Linked DNA regions of Homo sapiens: region 1 is linked to region 2. The links are chromatin loops, found by intact Hi-C in ENCODE. Cell type or tissue: heart left ventricle. All regions are shown on one strand.

The links. Hi-C counts contacts between places; a loop is a spot of excess contacts. Peaks named below come from ENCODE experiments on the same cell type or tissue, not always from the same donor. Only the 100,000 strongest peaks of a DNase experiment are listed, where the experiment ranks them.
Region 1: a loop joins it to region 2, with 2.1 times the contacts of the local background. A loop is called at or near these places in 6 of 110 quality-filtered maps.

The regions. Positions count from the first base shown.
Region 1 is chr1:180,073,981-180,076,480 of GRCh38, forward strand. CEP350 (centrosomal protein 350) reads left to right here. Exons shown (of 38, transcript NM_014810.5): 28 at 1,042-1,241. Among named protein-coding and RNA genes, the nearest start is that of QSOX1, 80 kb to the right of the region's middle. RefSeq lists a silencer at 800-1,000. In heart left ventricle, no CTCF peak of the experiment used is centred here; no DNase peak of the experiment used is centred here.
Region 2 is chr1:179,913,676-179,916,175 of GRCh38, forward strand. It overlaps TOR1AIP1 (torsin 1A interacting protein 1), which reads left to right. Exons shown (of 10, transcript NM_015602.4): 9 at 323-379. Among named protein-coding and RNA genes, the nearest start is that of TOR1AIP1, 33 kb to the left of the region's middle. In heart left ventricle, no CTCF peak of the experiment used is centred here; no DNase peak of the experiment used is centred here.

The sequences.
Region 1 (2,500 bases), 160 kb after region 2:
TTCTCTCTCTCTCTCTTTTTTTTTAATAGCCTGGAGGCCTCTTATCAAATGTCCCATAAATTTTACCTTTTGTTTCCACATTAATTTGACATGATGATGGCTCAAGAAGTAGAGTGACAGCTCTTCTTGTGCTTTTTAGTAAGTGTTTGTGCGATACATGTACGCATTTTTCTTGGTTAGCTACCACTATAGATGTAACACTAGTAATGTGAGCAGCCCACATTTTATTTAGTTGTGGCATCTACATTTGAAGATGGTTTATTAGTAGCCTCTAAACTAAGTAATTTTTCCTAACTCAGTAATTTCTCCTAACCCTCTGGGCCTAAGATATCATTGGCTATTTAAGTTCAGAAATCAGGTTAAATTGAGAATTTGATGCATCCCTTTACTCAAGTAAATAAATAGTTACGTTTATATGCATAAGACATGGACTGTGGTACTCAGTGTTCTCTCCATGAAAAAAAAGATTTACCACTTGACATTGTATCTCTTAGGTAATGAAGAAACAAAACTCATTAGACCTGAAACAAAGCCAGGCAGAAATTTAAAATAAAAGTAAAAAAGGGACATGAACATGTTTTTTGTTTGCTTGCTTGTTTTGGGGCTTTGGGGTTTGTTTTTTATTGTTGTTTTTGGTATTTGTTGTTTCGGGTTTTGTGTGTTTTCTGGTCTGAGCCTTCAGAATACATTCCTTACATCTTCTGTTATGGAAAAGAATAACCTACAAAAAATGAATATCTAAATATGAACATTATCAATTATGGTTGTCTAGATATTCTGAAGGTTTTTTTCCTGAATATACTGTTATCTTTCCTTTGCTAACTTTACAAACCATTATGAGTAAAACATAAATTCCCTCATTTTCTGAACAAGTTGACTCATGAAAGCTTCTATTATCTCAAGCTTTTTTCAGAGAGAAGAGTAGTATGAATGTTCTGCTTTTGCACAGCTTGTTGATAAGGTGGTGAGTGATAGAGCTCTCAAAGTGATCTCTGCATATAGGTTTTTTCTCTCAAACTGTTCTTCATGGTGTGACCATAGGTTTCTGACAAAGCGGGAGCAAAAATTAATGCAACGGCGACAACATGCAGAGGAGCTCCTAGAGTGGAAGCGACGTTTAGATGCAGAAGAAGCAGAAATTCGTCAAATGGAAAAACAAGCTTTGGCTGCCTGGGACAAAGAATTAATAAAACCCAAAACTCCTAAGAAAGAACTGGAGGACCAGAGAACAGAACAGAAAGGTAATAAATACTAACTCTGTTCACACTACAAACTAAAGCCTAACATAATTGAAAGATATATTTCATTACTTTTAAAAATGCGAGGCTGGGCGCAGTGGCTCACGCCTGTAATCCTAACACTTTGGAAGGCCAAGGCCAGAGGATCGCCTGAGGCCAGGAGTTCAAGACCAGCCTGGATGACATAGCAGACCCTGATTCTACAAAAAATTAAAAAATTAGCTGGGTGTGGTGGTACATGCCTATAGTCCTAGCTACTGAGGCAAGAGGCTTGCTTGAGATCAAGGTTACAGAGAGCTATGATCAACCCCACTGTGCTCCAGCCTGGGTGACAGAGTGAGACTCTGTCTCTAAAAATAAAATAAAATTAAAATGCAAATGATTGAGGTGATGCAAATGATGAGAAAGATGATATAACCACAAATGCTGGAGAAATTAGAAAAAAAAAAATTGTGGCTAGGCGCGGTGGCTCATGCCTGTAATCTTAGCACTTTGGGAGTCCGAGGCAGGTGGATTGCCTGAGCTCAGGAGTTTGAGACCAGCCTGAACAACACAGTGAAACCCCGTCTCTACTAAAATACAAAGGAAATTAGCTGGGTGTGGTGGAACACACCTGTAATCCCAGCTACTTGGGAGACTGAGGCAGGAGAATTGCTTGAACCCAGGAGGTGGAGGTCGCAGTGAGCCAACATCGTACCACTGCACTCCAGCCTGGCAACAGCGAGACTCCGTATCTCAAGGAAAAAAAAAAATTGTAATAACTTTATTCCAATACAAACTTGAAAACTTAGAAAAAATGGCTAAATTCTTCTAAAAAATACAACTTACCAAAGCTTACTCAGTAAGATAAGAGAACCCTCCTGATTCTTTCACCAGTAAAGGAATTGTACCCCAGTAACTAAGCATCTTTTTACATAGACCTCATCCATCTTTACCAGTATACTAGATTAAAGGCGGCAGTTGGGGGAAAACCTGGTATTATAGTTCTTTACTTTTCCATAGAATAGAAAAAGAGACATTTCTCAACTCATTTTATGAGGCTAGTATATAAGTTTGATGTTATGTCCATAAAAGGACAGTATCAGAAAAGGAAAGGCCAATCTTACCTATCCTGAATTATGTATTAGCACACCAAGTTCAACTATATATGCAAATCCTAATACTTAATGACAGAGTAGGATTAGCACACATTAAAAAGTTGATAATGTGGTGAATTACCTTACCCAGATTAAAGGAGAAAAATTGATCATCTCAATGGATTC
Region 2 (2,500 bases):
CTTTTTATCCCGGAAGTTTCACCAATCCCATTAGATACTTAATGGGTCAAATACTTCCAAACTTTCTCTCAAAACTAATTATTGTGTGCTTTGTACTAGACCCCACCATATGCTGTGAAAAGCTATGAAAGAAATAGGTCATGTGTTTCAAGGAGCTCTCAGTCTAATCGGCACTCAGATATTCTACTTTTTCTTCTGCTTCTGGCTGATCTCTGTCTTCTTTTTTTCCTGGTGGAATTTGTATCTTCTTTGTCTACTAGAAATAAATACTCAAATTATGAAGCATAAGTTGATAGTCTTATTTTATTACTCTCACCATTAGATGACAGCATTCTGAAATCAGAGCTTGGAAACCAGTCACCATCAACCTCCAGCCGACGTAAGTTTATGTATTCAGTTTTTATTAAATATTTCTGTAAAATTGGTATTCCATAATTGTTTAAAAATGTTTTTTGACAGCAGTATGACTCGATGCTATTTGAAGAATCACATTTTAAGCACTTGAGAGGAAAAAGTATATATTCTACTAGCAGTGAAATTCTTTATAGACAAACTTTATGAGACAACATCTGGTATTGCTCTTCACTTAACTGTCTATAAGACCAAAAATAATAGCTAAAATAAGTAAAGCTACTAATACTGTTAACTGAGAAAACCATGCTGAATTGAAAGAAAGTTAGCCAGAGCATGACTTTATGGGATTACAATGGCTTTCGGAGTCTGCAAACCTGTATTTGAACTAGATTGGACCACTTACCTCCTTTACAGCCTTGTGGCAAGTTTCTTTAGTTCTCCAAGTCTTATTGTCCTGAAAGAGTACTAAGAAAATAACTTAATGGGCTGAGCGTGGTGGCTCATGCCTGTAATCTCAGCACTTTGGGAGGCCAAGGCAGGCGGATCATGAGATCAAGAGATCGAAACCATCCTGGCCAACATGGTGAAACCCCATCTCTACTAAAAATACAAAAATTAGCTGGGCGTGGTGGCACACGCCTGTTGTCCCACCTACTCAGGAGGCTGAGGCAGGAGAATCACTTGAACCCAGGAAGCGGAGGTTGCAGTGAGCCGAGATTGTGCCACTGCACTCCAGCCTGGCAACAGAGCGAGACTCTGTCTCAAAAAAAAAAAAAAAAGAAAATAGATTAATGATGATTCTGAAATTTTTTGTTCTTGGTACCGCTTTACACTAGTAAAGTTATTAAGAACCTCAAAGAGCTTTTTGTTGAAAATATGGGTTATGTCTATCCATATGTACCAGGAAATTAAAGTTGAAACATTTTTTAAAATATGTATTAATTTATTTTAAAATAATTTAGCAAGAAGAGTAACAGATCAGATTGCTTTGCATTTTTTCTAATCTCTTTAATGCCTAGCTTTAAAAAATGGATTTGGATTATCATATATGCTTCTGTATGCAGTCTGTTACAATATATTATTTTTGTTGAAGTATCTACAAAAAATCCAGCTTTTATACAGATATGAAAAATTTTAATAGCCTCTTCAGATAATTGTGGCTATTCTTTTTTGAACTCTCCAAAACTCAACAAGTGGTAGTTTCTTAAATGTTACTTGAAATAGGATATCTAAAACCATCTTACTGAGCTTTTAGTACTCTATTACATTAAAAGTCATTGGTCTTTCTTATACTTTGAATGGAGTATCATGCACTGGTCATTTGGAAAACATTGGTTCACTGAGGAATGCAGATTTTCCAAACATTGACACATTAGGAATGTAATAAAAAATATCACATTTGTTAACATCACTGCCAATCTCAAGACTTTAAAAAAGTGTTAAAGGGTGGGGTTCGTGGCCCATGCCTGTAATCCCAACATTTTGGGAGGCCCAGGCGGATGGATCACCTGAGGTCAGGAGTTCAAGACCAGCCTGGCCAACATGGCAAAACCCTGTCTCTACTAGAAATACAAAAACATTAGCTGGGAATGGTGGCACGCACCTGTAATCCCAGCTACTTAGGAGGCTGAGGCAGGAGAATCACTTGAACCTGGGAGGCAGAGGTTGCAGTGAGCCAAGATCGCACCACTTCATGTCATCCTGGGCCACAGAGCGAGACTCCATCTCAGAAAAAAAAAAGAAAGTGTTAAAGTACAATATTGGGAGTTGTCAAGCTCATGGTGGCAGATTTAGGATTCTAAAATCCTAATTTTCACTTGAAAGCAAATATCTGCCAAATACACAAGTCTGACTGTAGTTTGTTACTTGTTCTTTCAAGTAAAAAATAGTATTCCATGAAAAATGTGCTAATTCGCCTTGTAATTCATTTGCACAAAATTCTTTTCCTTGAGACAACCATGGTACTGTATGATGCAGCAGAAGTGCTTTGTGCATACCTTCCATTTGTTCAGAAAGAATATTGACATATGTACTCAAGGATTCAGATTTAATAAGATAAATAATTAACTGCTTCATAAAGGACATTCTTAAGTAAAAGAATGTCCCTTTGTTAAATCTTGAATGCATGGCAGTGAAAAATAACAAT